Regions from separate parts of the Mus musculus genome. Here region 1 is linked to region 2. The links are chromatin loops, found by intact Hi-C in ENCODE. Cell type or tissue: gastrocnemius. All regions are shown on one strand. Links, peaks and the distances in the headings refer to the core of each region. The heading gives the core; the rest is flanking DNA.

Region 1 (8,342 bases), core at 33-8,032, 420 kb before region 2:
AGAGAACCCGTGTTGGCATGTGTGTAGAAGCTAGAGTTTAACATTAGGCATCCTTGCTCTCTGTTCATGTTATATACTGAGACGGGATCTCTCCCTTGAACCTGAAGCCTGCCCTTCGAGCTAATGTAACTAGCCAGTATGTTCTCTGCCTCTGTCTCCCACATGCTGGAACTGTACGCAGGATGCCACGCCTGCCTGGCATTTACTTGGTTGCTTGGAATCTGAACTCCAATCCTCATAGGTGTGTGGCAAGCACTTTACCCACCGAGTCATTGCCCAGCTCCCTCTCAAATTCCAAAAAGAAAGCTTCAGATGCCATGTTCCCTCGCACAGTGTGTAGCGTGTAGCTCCCCAAAACAAAACAACTTCAGATTTTGCTAGAGTCCCAAACAGTCTTTCTTTCCTTTTGCCTCCAAGAGTGGAGCAAGAAACTGATTTGGGTTTTTTTTAGGTCTTTTCAGAGTAATCCTACCAAGAGCACATCTCTCATTCTCTGGAGTCTGCTATCGTTTGAAGCCAGAGCATCTCCTAGAGCCCCAAGGCCTAAAGGCAGAGTCATCCGCACTCAATCCTCGTAGGAGGTGATGGCACCTAGAGGAATATGACAATGAGCCCCATAGGGTCATATACAATGCCTGCCCGCCAGGGTGTAGATTCGGTCTCCTGGGAATGGAACCGTTTAAAGAGATAACAAAGATTAAAAGGTATGGCCCTGTTGGAAGAAGTGTCTCACTGGGGTTGGTGAGCTTTGAGGTTTCAAATGCCTATGCTAGTCCTAGTGTCTAGCCACCTATGGCTCAGGGTGTAGCTCTTAGCTACTTCTCCAGCACCATGCATGCCTGCTAACATGCTTCCTGCCATGATGCTAATGGATGAAGCCTCTGGAACTGCAAACAAGCCCCCCTCTTAATGCTTTCTTTTATAAGAGCTACCTTGGTCATGGTCTCTTCACAACAGATCAGTGACTAACAAAGGAGGCAGAGCCTAGTGGAGAGACGTTTTGCAACTGGAGGCATGCCTTTGAAAGATCAGACCCTCGGTCTAAATCCCTCTTTCTGACTCCTAGCCCTCATGAGGTGAGCAGGTTTCTCTGGTACAAGTTCCAAATGTTCAAAGCAACAGAGCTAAGCAAGCACTCACCTGTCGCTTACTATACAAATAGGCTGCATGTGTTTATGTTGGCCTCTGCACCCAACAAACAAATCACATATTTAAAGTGGATTTAAGTTGTCAATGAGGTTAATATTACTAAAGACCTGGAAACCACAGCTCAGGACACTACAACAACACAGGACACTACAGAGCACCTCTTGGTTTCCCTCCTAAGGACAGGGAAACCCTCTGAAGGGGAGCTACAGCCAGCTGCCACTGCCCAGCTCTGCCCAAGAGAGAGTATCAACTACAGGTTCTGAGCTGCAGAAGGTCAAGTTTTAAAATACAGTTTCTATTGAAAGAAGAGCAAAGTCGAGATCTCCTGCTAGCCTGAGAGCATGGGGGGTAGGGGGGCACACTTCTTTACCTGTAGGCTTGGCAGAGAAGTCTAACACCAAAACTCTCTGACCGTAAGCATATGTGAAAGGTCCACAGCAAATCGTTGTCCAACCCCTGTGTGACTCGGTTCTGATAGGAACGACAGCAACAGCAGAGTAAACATTGTGTCTCAATCGAACCAAGAATTCTGTCAAATGAGTTGGGTCTGCGGGAAAACAGAAAGTGTTTGCTTAGTGTCTTGAATTCTCTTAGTTTTATAATAAGAAATAATGAACAACTATCAAATGCTGAAACTCAAAGCAGTTGAGTGAAAGCTGTGTTGTTCTTGAAATGTTGGGAAAGAACTGGAAATGTTGCCTGTGATGGAGCCTCTTGGTACAGTTAACAATTTTCATTTCATTGAAAAGCTGAAACAAGTAATGTGGATTTAGCCCTGCAGTGGTGGCACATGCCTTTAATCCCAACACTTGGAACGCAGAGGCAGGCAGATTTCTGAGTTCGAGGCCAGCCTGATCTACAGAGTGAGTTCCAGGATAGCCAGGGCTACACAGAGAAACCCTGTCTCGAAACAAACAAACAAACAAACAAAAAGTAATTTGGTTTTACTTGTAACTTTTCATCACAAACTAATATTTTAACCCTGTACATGACTACTTTCATAAAAACTAGATTAGAGAACTGGAGAGACAGCTCAGCAGTTAAGAGATCAGAGGACCTGGGTTCAAGTCTCAGTGCCCACATGGCAGCTCACAACTGTCTGCAACTCCTGTTCCCGGGGATCTGAGACACACAGAGAGACATACCTGCAATCACATCACCAATGTGTATAAAATAAAATATATAAATAAGTTATTAAAAAAATGAAGATGGGTTTTTACAAAAAACAACTAGATTGGAGCAGGGCCCACTGGGGTGTGTTGCAGTCTAAACTACTCAGGAGGTCAACGTGGGAAGTAGTCGGAGACCAGCTTGGGAAACATAGCAACAATCTCATCGATAAAGAAAGAAAAACAGAAGGGAAGAGAGAAAATGAGTTCTTGAGACATCATAGTTATAATACAATCATCTTATCACATTGTATTTTAAGGAAATTCAATCTGTCTCTAATGAATCTGAGGACTTAATGAAAACACAATCACTCCAATTGTTTGAGGAGAAAGGCTTTCAGGGGCATAAATCCGGCCCCCGGATCTTAAGGAACGCGCTTGCAGGAGCTCCATCAGGCAACCCTGAGAGGTAGGTCTGATTGGCTCAACACTCCAGTGTGCACTGGGTCCAGTTGGTCCCCTGCTCTTCTCAGCAAACACTGGAGGGAGACGATGACATCATTGCTAGCACCGTGTTTTCAGTAATCTCTCCCTTATGCTCTGGGCTGTGTTCACAACAAAGAAAGCTTGACGTTGTTCCAGCTTCAAGGCTGCTGATTCTCAGGACCTAAAACAGTTGAGTAAAGTGAAAAGGAGGGGGATGGTGAGATGGCTTAGCGATTAAGAGCACTGACTGCTCTTCCGAAGGTCTTGAGTCAAATCCCAACAACCACATGGTAACTCACAACCACCTGTAATGAGACCTGATGCCCTCTTCTGGTGCATCTGAAGACAGCTACAGTGTACTTGTGTATTATAATAATAATAAATAAATCTTTTTTTTTAAATGATATATACTGATACACATGACATATGATATAAATATATGATATATGTATATATGTGTACATATATATACATATACAGTATATATATATATTTGGATATATAATATTTATATGTGTGCATACATGAACACTATAAATAACTACTTCTACAGGGTCAAATTAGGAAATGTGGAAGGAAAAGTAGGGGCTTTTCTCCCAACTAGAATACTTCTTCTTTTTTTTTTTTTTTTCTTTCTAATTTTGTAGTGCAATGAACCTATAGATGGAATTAAAATTTAAAGGTGATGTCATAAACTTTTCTTTCACATTCTTCTTCAGGTCTACCTGGGTAGCAAAGTCTCCTGAGGGGATCAGCATATGATATAATTTCAGCAAGGGGTTTTTATTTTTAGCTTAGGTGTGTGTGGGGGGGGGTACTTTTAAAACACCATATGCCCACATTCTCTCAATTTGTAAACTAAAAACTTTTCCTGTAACAGAAAATGTTGATAGAAATATTAAATCCAACCCTCACTGGCCTGGCTCGTCGTGCACAGGACACTTTATGTTGCTCTTGTTAATGAGACAGGAAAAGGCAGGCAGAGTCTGTGATTGCAAATTCTTTACTCTTGCTAAGACTAAGGAGATGAGAGCAAAAAAAACCAATGCCTGAGAAGTGTGTATTCTGAAGTGAGTTATTATGCACCGGGATTTTCAAAGCCATGAACACAGTAGGCCTTGAGTTTCCTTAGTTTTTTTTAAAAATATATAATACACATTATTGGGCAAACTGACAAAGGAAATATAAAAATGAAAGGGGAAGGATCCATACTCAACCTCCTCGTTCATTGCTATGTTCTGTCGCTTCTGCCCAGAGGATAGCAGACTTTTCTGAAGGTTCTGTTTGATTTTCAGAAATTTTAAATAGCATGTTCTAATTGGATAGAAAGATATATTCATAGCAGCTTTTTTTTCATAATAACCAGAAACTGGAAACAACCCAGATCTCCCTCAATGGAAGAATGGATAAAGAGAATGTGGTACATCTATACAATGGAATACTGCTCAGCTATTAAAGACAAGGACATCATGAAATTGGCAGGCAAATGGATGGAACTAGAAAATATCATCTTGAGCGAGGTAACCCAGTCCCGAAAGGACATGCATGGTATGTAGTAAGTGGATATTAGCCAGAAAGTACAAGGTAACCACACTAAGATACAGAATCCAAAAATGCTAAATAACAAGGAGGGCCCAATGGAGTCTGCTTGAATCTCACTTGGAAAGGGAAATAAAACCGTTATCGGTGGTTGATGGAGGAAAAGAACCGTGTGGGAGAGGGGATGGAGAAGGGAATTGGGATAAGGTATAGGGAGAGCCAGGGAGAGAGGGCCAAGAGTCAATGGAAATTGGCATATTGGGGGGGGGTGGATCTCTAAGACATGCAGAGATCTGGATGGGTGGGCCGCTATGGGGAATCTATGAGGACAACTCTAGCTGAGACTCCTAGCATTAGGTGACTTGAGCCTGAAGTGGCCACCACTTGTATCCAGGCAAGACTTCTAGTAGCGAGATAAAGACACCAACCAACCCACCCACAAAACCTTTGATCCAAAATGTGTCCTACCTACAGGGACAAAGATGGAGCAGAGACTAAGAAAATCACCATCCAATGACCGGCCCGACTTGAGACCCAGCCCATGGGCAAGATCCAATCCCTGACACTATTATGCTTGCAAACAGGAGCCTATCATAACTCTTCTCTGAGAGGATCTATCCAGCAGCTGACTGAAACAGAAGCAGAGATCCACACCCAAACATTGGAGATTGCTGAGGGAATCTTATAGAAGACCTGGGGGAAGGATTGAGGGACCTGGTTGTGATAAAGACTCCACAGGAAGATTAACAGGGACAGGTGACCTGGACACTTTGGGGGCTCCCAGAGATTAAGTCACCAACCAAAAAGCATACATGGGCCGAACATAAGTCACCTGCACATATGTAGCTTGGTCTTCATGTGGATTCCCAATAACTGAGTGGGGGCTGTCCCTGAATCTGTTTCCTGTCTGTAGATCCTGTTCCCCTAAATGGGCTGCTGCCTTGTCTGGCCTCAGTGGGAGAGGTCCGACAGTGACTTGATATGCCAGAGTTGGGGAATACCCAGAGAGGCCTCCACCCTCTCAGAGGAAAAGGGAATGGGAGGATGGGGGCTTGCGAGCAGGGTACTCAGAGGAGAGGGATGTAAAATTAGTTACTTACTTACTTAGTTAGTTAGTTAGTTAGTTAGTTAGTGGAGAAACACACTAAGAAAAAATGGTATGAAGTAGATGTCACTATAATTGACAGATTCACATCATGGATTTATCTGTCTCAGAGCGTGGGGGTGTGGGTTAGGGTTGTTGGTTGTTTTGTTTTGTTTTTCAACTCCCATCAACAGATGCTATCAGATATTCTATCCAGGGAGCTGAATGAGATGAGAACAAAAATGTGTCCTGATAAATCCCTTTCTGTGTAACTCAACATATGTGCTCTTAAAAATGGATTCCCCTCTCATTTTTAATTACTTTGAGAGTTGAAGGGTGTAATTTCATCATATTCATCCCTCCCGTAATTCCTCTCAAATACATTTCCACCCTTCCCACCTAACATTGTGTTTGCTCTCCCTCTCCCCCTCTCCCTCCCTCTCCCCCTCTCCCTCCCTCTCCACCTCTCCCTCCCTCTCCTGCTCTCCCTCCCTCTCCCTCTCCCCCTCTCCCTCCCTCTCCCCCTCTCCCTCCCTCTCCCCTCTCCCTCTCCCTCCCTCTCCCGCTCTCCCTCCCTCTCCCTCTCTCCCTCTCCCTCTCTCTCTCTCTCTCTCTCTCTCTCTCTCTCTCTCTCTCTCTCTCTCTCTCTTTCTGTTTTAAACCCATAGAGTACAGCTGTACTGTCCAAATCCTGTAGGATATATAACTCTCCATTGAAACATAGGTAATCTACCAATGGCTTCACCCTTAAAGAAAACCAACTCTCTCCTATCAGTTATCAATCGCCAACAGCTCTTTAGCTAGGGTGGACTTCATGTCTGCATCTCCTCTCCGTGCTGGTTTGAGCTTGTACCAGTCTTTTGCATGCTGTCACAACCACTGTGTGATCAGATGTAAATGCTTTGCTGTGTTTGGAAAAAAACAACAACAACAACAACACGTTTTCCTTATAGTTTACTGCTGCTGGCTCTCACGTGTCTTCTCTACCATAATTCTGAACCTTGATAGGAGGGATATGAGAAACCACTGAGGACCAAACATTCCCCGGTCTTTTATTTTCTGAACATTTACCACTTGTAGGTCTTTGATTAATTGCCCGTCTACTGCAAGAAGAGGTTTCTCTAAGAAAGACTAAGAAACACACTCATCTATGGATATGATGATGAGTCACTGTGATTGTTTTAATACCATATGTGATGGCTACTCCTGGATGTCAACATAAATACATCTGGAATGAACTACAATCCAGAATTGGAGGGTTCACCTGTGATCCGGATCATGAACCTGAAAGACAAAGGCTTCTGACCCAGGCCATGACATGGAGATCTTGAGGCATCGTAGCCATGAAAAGCTGAGGCCCAGGCAAGGTAGTATACACCTTTAATTCCAGGAGATTGAGGCAAGCAGATATCTTATCTTAAGGTCAGCCTGGGACAAAGCACGTTCCAGATCCAGGCACGGTGGTACACACCTTTAATCTGAGCCACACCTTCTGCTGCAGGCCTACATAAGGACATTGGTGGAAGGCTCACTCACTCTTCTTTGCCTGCTTGCACTTACTTGCCCAGCACATCTGTCAGAACCTACGTCTTCAGGATTCCAGCTTATACAGAATAGCAGCTGAAACAACTACCTTGCAGGACAATAGCAACTACTAGATTTTTGGACTTTCCATTCACAGCTGGCCATTGTTGAGTTAGTTGGACTATAGACTTAACAGTTAAGTCATTACAATAAATTCCCATAACATATCGAACATTCTGTAAGTTGTGTGTCTCTGGAGAACCCTGACTAATACATTATACCTTTTTTCACAGTAATAGTTTAGGTTTTCTACTCGAGCCTATGACCTGTCAACCCATGGGTTCTTAGCTTTGATAATCATGTCAGGTATGGATTTCAACTTGTGAACCAGTCATATATCCAATTAGAAAGTAATTGGTTACTCTCATATTTATACCACTATTATACTGGTGAGCATTCCCTGCCAGGCTTCTTGTTATCAGAGTCACATCTGGGTAAAATCAATGACTACTTTTTTTTCCTTTGGTAGCATGTGCAAGCAATTTCTAGCACCAGGAAGGTTTGGCAGTAGGTACCGAACTTATAGGTCGGTACCAGCGTGATCTCTCCATGTTCTGGGACTCAAGTGTGTGGTGTCTTCAGTAATAGTATCTTGCCATCAAGTTCTGCAGTATCTTATAATGTGTGGGGAGTATATGGGACCTCACTGATCAAGAGGTACCCCATTTCTGGTACTGAACACTTATTTGTTACCTATAGGTTCAGTTAGGGGCATTATTTCCGATTATTATAGGATAGCTCCATTTAAAATTGTTTATATATGCACATGTATACACTTCAGGAAGCTTTTATAGTTGCAGATTCCCATCTGGCTTTTCAAAATGCCTTTACAGTAAGTGAGCCCTCGCCATATTCCCTCATCTACCCTGCCCTCCCGGCTCCTGCCTCATTTAACCATTCCTACTCCATTATCTTCCTTTAACCCTTTAAACCATTGCTCTCTTGTTGTCTCCACTCTCTTTGAGATGGCCCAGCATAGCCCCTTACTATTTTCATGACCTCTAATGGGCACTGCAAATATAACACACACCCCAATCATAAACAACACATGACCCTTGCTTTTCTGGTTCTAGCTACCTGTACTGTGGGGGATTCTGTTTCCAGATCCTGTGACTTTCATGATTTCCTTTTTTTCTTAACAGCTGAATAATATTTAATTGTATAAATTCACCACATATTCATTATTCATTCATCAGGTAATGAGTATCTAGGGAGCAGCTGGGAGCAGCGGAGTTCCACGGAAAAGGAGGTGGATCGGGAGGAGGTAGCCATTCCTTGCAAGCAGTTGTGAGGCTTGGGTGACCAAAATGGAGGCAGTTTTGGGAAGGGGAGCACACATGGTGACTCCACGTGTGGTATCTTGAGAGTCCTTGCTAGGGAGCAGTCTTTGA
Region 2 (8,342 bases), core at 52-8,051:
ACTTATAAGGTCCTACCCTGTCTACAACCAGGAATAATATGTCATTTATCAGTCTCTGCTGCATGGTGTTCACCCAAGTTCCCAGTCGTCCTCCTTGGTGAAAACAGAGTCAACAGTTGCTTGCACAATGGATTTGGAGCAAGGCACAGTCTGAAAGTCACTGTTTCACACAGTACAGACTAGCTTAGAGAAGGACATATGCTGACCTATGAGCCTGACCTCAGCAGCAGACGGTGATGGTGTTCTAGTTGATGTTAACACAATCCGGCAAGCCTGATAAGAACAGGTCTCATCCAATCAGATGAACTCCCACGTCAAACAAAGAGGCCGGGTAACCAGGGCTTCTGTTTGATTGCTTTGAGATGGAGCTTAATCTTTTCCCACCTTCAAATTCTGTCATTGTCAATTCTGTACTGTCAAATAGAAGCCAGGATCCAAGACAGGGTAATTCATAGTTACTAGGGATTTAGTTCTCATAGGTCAGAAGTTTGCGAGATTCAAAATTAAGATGCTGGCATTTTGCAAAGGCTCTCTTACTATGTCCTCACACATAGCAAATGCCAACAGGGAAGGAAGACAAAAGAGGGGTAGATGATGGAGAGAGACTTTCTTCTAAGATAACCCAGTCACATGACAACAGCATCAATTCATCTTTTTAACAGTCTCACTCATTAATTAATATTGTTGCAGTGGCAAATGAAATTCAAATCAAGTTTTGAAGGAAGGAAATATTCAAACAATATCACATGAGAGTAAACACAAGTCCTCTCTGGGTTCTGAGCCTGCTGACCTATTTAACTGTTACACATTTGACCCTTTTGGTTCTTAGATCTCTGGACTTAGATACGAATATTTTTGGATGCCCTGAAATCTTGGAATATAATCTCCAGATGTTCATGAATTAAATGAGAGAGAGAGAGAGAGAGAGAGAGAGAGATCTCCATATGGCTGCTTGTGTTTTTCTTGTGAACTCAGGCTAAGACAATGGGTTATGTCCTTGACTCTCATTTCATATTAGCCATACCACATAGTGTTTCCATGATTTTGTTAGAGACTTTAAATAGACTTTTAGGAACAGTGAGTCCTTGATTAAAGCTATTCATGAAACATAAATAGCAAAAGTCAAAGTTGATTACATATTTGCTAAATCCGTGATTGGATGTACTATTGCACGTGTTAGTTTTGACACAGGTGGAAGAATAGATAGTAAACATCGAAGTATTGATCTTGATTAGGTGGTGTCAAACAAAGAATTACCATATTTAAATGAATTGTAACTATAGCACATAATGTGGCGTGACTTTCATCCCCAAAGACATTCTTTAAGTGACAGATAATGGCTGATTTACCATCTTCAAGAGAATTTGTGGTATTATAAGTCACTGAAGCGAGGCTCTATTTATCATTGCTAAAAGTGAGACTGACAGGTTAAGGCATGCCATCTTTTCTGTAGAGATCAGTATTGTACTCGGGTCAAAACATACATTTAAAGTGGCTTTGAAAAGTGTGGTACAAACCTCATCATATTTCACCAGTGGCCCTTGACGTGACTGGGAAGAAGATCTACCAAGATATAGGTTTTGATGTATTTCTTACTAAGCACCAGGAGGCTATGACTGATTCATGCTAAATTGTCCCTTCAATGTCAGTCTGACTGGGTCCGCGCCACACTGAATCAATAAGATAATGGTAGGAAGTATGCCAAGGCACGAACCAGAGACGAGAGAGCTGTGTTGTCAGGAGTATACATCATTTCCTTCATATCTGGGCAAGATGGTCGTCTCACATAAAAGATGACTGCAAATTCTTACATTTATTGAGACCAGTTTGTAAAAAGCAGGAGTTATCTCTGCTCAAGATACTTCAGCTGAGAAATCAGAGATCACAGACACATTAAATTATCTGAAGTGAAGGAAAACATACCTTTGATGGAGCTGGCATTCTGGATTTGTCATTAATACATCCTACAAATGTTTTAGAAAGTAACTTTCGTGCTCGCTTCGGCAGCACATATACTAAAATTGGAACGATACAGAGAAGATTAGCATGGCCCCTGCGCAAGGATGACATGCGAATTCATGAAGCGTTCCATATTTTTGTACCCCGGAGCTCTTGACTCTAGCTGCATATGTATCAAAAGATGGCCTAGTCGGCCATCACTGGAAAGAGAGGCCCTTTGGACTTGCAAACTTTATATGCCCCAGTACAGGGGAACGCCAGGGCCAAAAAGTGGGAGTGGGTGGGTAGGGGAGTGGGGGAGAGGGTATGGGGGACTTTTGAGATAGCATTAGAAATGTAAATGCGGAAAATACCTAATTAAAAAAATAATAAATAAAAAAAGAAAGTAATTTTCTCTTGATACTTTTCTGGACTGTACTATTCATACTTAAAAGTAAGACATGTGATAATATTGCCCACTTGGTATTGAGCGTGATATTCAGCTCATGAGCTTCAGACCCAAGGCAAAAATTGTTCCTTCAGGCCAGCAAACACAACATCTCTATTACTTCTTGGAGGGGTGTCTCTCACTTTTGCCCACTCCTTAGCTTTTCTTCCAATTCATATGTGAGGGCAGTAAGTGTTTTCTTACCTAAATATAGTGCAGACACAAAGCAAGAGTTCTCATGGGATGCAGAGGTCCTGGAACACCAGCAAGTGGCAGGTGGCACTTTGGAGAACAATGGTGATAACTGCTTCAGCAAGACAGTGTCTAAGAGTGGACATTAATTAGAACACTGTGCATGCCCAAGATCAGACAGAGGAACTGCTCTGCTAGGAGCAGATGATCTCGCTAACATACCATAAAACAGTAAGTGTGTTTTTTAACTGAAAGAATAGAGAAAATGGATAGAAGTGAAGGCAGATAAAACATCCTACACCAAATCCTAATTAAGTGTGGTTTTTATCTTCTGTGTCTGAGTATTTTCATCACAGAAGTATTGAGGAAAATATTGAGTTAATATTAGAATGGCTCACTGTGCCACGTATTGCCTATACTTAGCCTAAAATTATTAACAAACTGTGTGGAGGAATGCGTGAAAATTTTATTTTGTAGGGCAGATACCTTCTGGCTAAATTAATCCATGTATTATCATGAGAGTTTTGAGTTAAAGGATGCCTTACGTGCTATTGTGTGTGGCTAGACAGGGGAGATGCTACATGAAGACTGTATTCTACATCTGAAACCAGATGGTAAACTGTCAACTAACCAGGACCTTTCTTTTGCCAGGCTTGATTGGGTTTAAGGTAAAAGACATATCCATTTTCTCTAGAGACCACAAAAATTTTTCATAAATGGTGCATGACTGAACCTGGTGAGGTGGCTAAGGAGGGACTGACTGATACCTGCCACCAAGTCTGATGACATAAGTTTGATCCCCACAACCCACATGGTAGAGGTAGATAACAGAATCCTGTAAATTGTCCTTTGACCTCTGGACTTGACTCCCCAGGGGGCACAAATGTTCACAGACACACACACACACACACACACACACACACACACAAGAGAATATGTGTGTGTGTTTGTGTGTGTGTGTGTGTGTGAGAGAGAGAGAGAGAGAGACAGAGACAGACAGAGACAGAGAGACAGAGAGAGACACAAACAGAGAGAGAGAGAGAGATAGAAAGACTTTGAAGATTCTGCTGCTGCTTCTCTGAAGAAGCCAGAAAGACACAGAGATGCATCGGGCACAGTGAGGTGGGCAGGCTTTTGTCATGCCAATAAAGGAACAATTGTCAGGTCAAGCATTTGGCTGTGCGAAGTGCTTAGATCATGTGCATCAAATGGAGAAATTATAAGTTAACTGGATATTCAGCTAAAATAAAGCTTGTCATTGAAGCTTTGAAGTAAAATGCTCTATAATAATTTTCATTGAAATTCTATAAAAAGAAATAGGATAGTCATGAATATTCTAGTCTTAAGAAGCAAATATTCCAAGTCTTAAGCTTTAAACATTTATTTATTTATTTATATATTTGCTTATTTGTGAGTGGGTTGCACACTGACACAGAGGGCAACATATAGAAGTCTTTCTACCGTGTGTGTTCTGGGTATTGAACTCAGGCTATGAGGCTTAGTGGAAGCATCTTTAACTGCTGAGACATGTCTCTGCTGCATTCCCCCTCCCCACCCCCAGCTATTTCCCCACACTGTGGCTATCTGGGGCTCTAATATGCTTTTGTGTGTATCAGCAAGTAGCAATCCAGGTTTCCTCATAACTTCTCTCTCTAGTAAGTGCAATGTTCTTCTGAAAAATTTTGCTGCCTTCTAGTGGACACAACTCAAGAACTAAAAATTAAAATCTATCTCACGTTTTAAGAAGTCTAGCACTTGGACATGTTCCCATAATTTCTTTCTACTTTTGGAAATCTGGATGCATTTTCCACATGAGCGAAATTATAGGGAGTAGAATTTCAGATTTCTATAAAATACAGTATTGACTGCATGAAGAGTCTTTAAGTAGACACTGTATGTCACAATGAAAACACCTGGAGAATCAATGTGCCCAGTTGATAATATTCACTGCACACAAATGTGAAAGAGTCAATTACTCACTTACTTTGGCCTTTGTTGAAGAATTCATTTGAGGGATGACTAATTTATTAATTCCAATTAGCAGACTGAAACTCCTTCATTAAATGGGAGGAAATGTCTTCAGTTTTCTCCCATCTCCTTTCCACCACAGAAAACATTAATGAGTGGCACCATTTCTTTTGAACTCTGTCCCTTTATTTGACTCTTAGAAAAAAGCTCTGATGGCTTCGTCTTTATTTGTCACCTCCAGATGCCACCACTGGAGTCTTGATTTAGTCAGTGACCTGTCCAGCTCCTTTCCTGTCCTCACGCCAATAACTCCTAATGACTTAAGTGTCATTTAGTTGTAGGTTGGTATAAAATATAAATGGATAGAGATGTAGCTTCGTGGTGGTAGAGTCCTGTTTTAATTACTTTTCTGATGCTGTGTCAAAAAGCCGTGACCAAGGCAAGAAGCAAGAGTTTATTTGAGTTTGTGCTTCTAGAATGCATGGTGGTAGGTGAGGGACAGCAGCAGGCTGCCTATGCAGAACTCTGAGAGACCAAGTTTTCAAATGCGAACAAGAAGTACAAGGATAAAACTGTGTGTGGAGCTAGGCTCCGACCTCTCAAAGTTCGGCTCACCTTCCTCCGTCAAGTCCCCACCTCCTAAAAGTTCTCACTACCAACTAGGGACTGATGTTTGAAATGCCTGAAACTCAGGGAGGTGATAATTTTTCATCCAAACCACCACACATATTTACTTAACACGACCTGTTTCTCCCCCATCCCTCAGGAAGCAGAAACCTGAGTGTTTAAGACAGGGGATAAAAGCGAGAAATTGACTGAACAGATGAGCCCAGAAGAGAGGTGTCAAATAGGACTTGTGAGAACACCAACCAGTTTGCTCTAGCAGTTTTGGGGACCTGGGCTAGCAGGTACATTCATAGAAGCCCCAAAGGTTGGGGCATCAGGAATACCTGGAGCCATGGCAACGTTCATCCTAGCCTTGTACTACAGAGATGTCAGCCATCCCACAAAAGCCAGATGGGGTAAAGAATTAGAGAGAAAACGCTCCATTTCTGAAGCAGTTCTTAGGGTAAAACACCTATCACACCACGTTTACACAATTCTGCCACTAAGCACGTGGCAAGAAGTGAGGGGGAGAGGGACACTCTTGCTGCCAGCTTTCACGCTTTTTGTTATCCTATTCTGACCATGGCTCTTTGGGCCTCATAGCCCTATATCTCTGGTGCTTTCTGTTGCTCCTGGTCCAGGTTTCAGCCAGCCCACTTCTGCAGTACAAGCATCTTGGCTTTCAGTATCTCGTTTGAGAAGAGTTTCTGTGACTTACAAGTAAAAATAAGTTCCCACGCAGTGTAATAAATATCAATCCGACCTGTCATTTATTTGAAATATAAATTTTCATTTTGTGTTGAACAGCCATGTTATTTCTTTCACTTTCTGATTTTCCATTCGCGTAGATGATGAACAGTAGCTGTTGACATACTTTTGGAGTTATTCTTTCATAAAGAGAGTCTTTTCATAAAGACTCCCTGCTTCATTAGTTTCTATGTTTATCAGAACAGAGATAGCCTAGGTATTTTGTAAGGAGGGAGACGGGGACGGGTTTGCTTTATTATGAAGCATGGAGGTGCGCTAGCAGTCAGTTTATTACTAGGGTTTATAGCCAGGCCACGTTAAGTTTGAGTCCGTGAATTATAAAGTCATGAACATCTATCTTTTTTTCAAAAAAGATTTATTATTTATTATATGTAAGTATACTGTGGCTGTTCTCAGACACACCAGAAGAGTGTTCTTTTTTTTTTCCACCAATAGATTGGCATTTTAATATAACATTGCTTATGGAGCTGTCATAGTAAAAGAACAAGCACGTGTGATATAGTCTAATTCTCTGGGTGCACAGATGACAGAGCACAGCATATTTGTATGCTCACTGGTTTGTGATGTAGAAGAGAAGCATTGAATTAAGCCAAGTCTGAAATTCACTAACAGGCAGTAAGGACCCCCACCCTTTGCTCCATAAAGAAGCATACACATACACTCTCTCTCTTTTAATACCAGTTGCTGGAGGAACATACTTGGAAAGATATTTCATAGTAAAGGGTGGTCATTGCCTCATTTACAAAATATGTAGGGACCCGAGACACAGCAAAAATTCTCTCAGAAAGCGATGAATTGAAAGAGATTTTAAAAAATACATTGCATAAACTAAGTACTGTGTCATTTTCTTGTCTGTGTGACAGAAAGCCTGGCTTAGACACCTTTAAGGAGGAGCAGTGAATGGCTTCTGGTTTCAGCAATCTTACCCCACTGTGGTCTGGAACGGAAGCTCACACTACAGCTTCCAGGAATCAGGGGGGAGCTGCCCTTGATGGCAGTTCTCCTAGGCTTCTCCCACTTATCCATTTATTCTGTCTGGGGTCAGAACTTCTAATTGGCCCTGCCACACCTCCATTGTCTCTGGAATCACCATCCCAGATACCCAGCAATGCCGTTTCCTAGTTTCCTTAGAACTGGAAACAAGTGCCAGGTACCAGCTTGTTGGGGAGTAGCCTGGAAACTTGTGATAGATCTGGTCTCTCAGAGTCACTCTTATGTGCAATTAATTCTATCACGTGGCAGTATGAGTGAGAAATGTCCCCTGTAGTCACAGGCATCTAAATCCCCAAGCCCGTCACCTCAGATGCTGGGCACAGAACTGTAGGATTTGGTGGTTGCGCTCTGCTGGAGATCAGTTTGGCGTAGTTTACTTTTCTTAAAAAATTTTTTTTTATTAGTTATTTTCTTTATTTACATTTCAAGTGTTATTCCCTTTCCTGGTCTCCTCTCTGAAAACCCCTATCTTATCTTCACTCCCCCTGCTTCTATGAGAGTGCTCTGCCACCCACCCACCCACCCACTCTTGCCTCCCTGCCCTGGCATTCCTCTACACTGGGGCACAGAGCCTTCACAGAACCAAGGGCCTCTCCTCCCATTGATGCCCGACAAGGCCATCCTCTGCTACAGCTGGAGCCATGGGGCCCTCCATGTGTACTCTTTTGTTGGTGGTTTAGTCCCTGGGAGCTCTGGGGGAGGTCTGGTTGGTTGATATTGTTGCTCCTCCTATGGGGCTGCAAACCCCTTTTGCTCCTTCAATCCTTTCTCCAACTCCTCCATTGGGGACCCTGTCCTCAGTCCAATAATTGGCTACAAGCATCCACCTCTGCATTTATCAGGCTGTGGCCTGTCTCTCAGGAAACAGCTATATCAGGCTCCTGTCAGCATGCACTTGTTGGTATTCACAATCATGACTGGGTTTGGTAACTGTATATAGGATGGATTCCCAGGTGGGGCAGTCTCTGGATGGCCTTTCCTTCAGTCTCTGCTCCTCACATTGTCTCGGTATCTCCTCCTGTAGGTATTTTGTTCCCCCTTCTAAAAGGACTGAAGTATCCACACTTTGGTCTTCCTTCTTCTTCCTTCTTCATTGCTTAGTCCACTAATTCCTTCCTATGCCCCAGTCTTCCCCTTTGGAGTGGGACTCTTTACTTTGTGACTTCGTATATAGGGTGTAACTTGTTCTTGATTTTATTGGATTGAGGTGGGAAGACTTTCCCTAAATGTGGATGGTACCAGTCAATGGGCTGAGGCCCCAGATTTCATAAAAGGGAGAAAATGAATAGAGACCAATTACTCCTCCACTCTCTGCTTCCTGATTGGGTGCAATGTGAACAAGCTGGCTTCAGCTTCTTGGTCTGTGCTTCCCGATAATGTCTTTCTCACCATGATGGGATTTATCTCTTATATCTTTCCTCCAGCAATG

Evidence for each region. A loop is a pair of places that touch in the nucleus more often than their neighbours do. Peaks named below come from ENCODE experiments on the same cell type or tissue, not always from the same donor. Only the 100,000 strongest peaks of a DNase experiment are listed, where the experiment ranks them.
Region 1: a loop joins it to region 2, with 4 times the contacts of the local background. A loop is called at or near these places in 19 of 42 quality-filtered maps.

What each region holds. Positions count from the first base shown.
Region 1 is chr16:78,201,704-78,210,045 of GRCm38, forward strand. No RefSeq gene overlaps it. Among named protein-coding and RNA genes, the nearest start is that of Gm31613, 17 kb to the right of the region's middle. In gastrocnemius, for the core only: no CTCF peak of the experiment used is centred there; no DNase peak of the experiment used is centred there.
Region 2 is chr16:78,622,756-78,631,097 of GRCm38, forward strand. Gm24861 (a small nuclear RNA gene) reads left to right here and starts at 1,992; the gene lies at 1,992-2,098. In gastrocnemius, for the core only: a CTCF peak has its summit at 4,258 (motif pointing left); no DNase peak of the experiment used is centred there.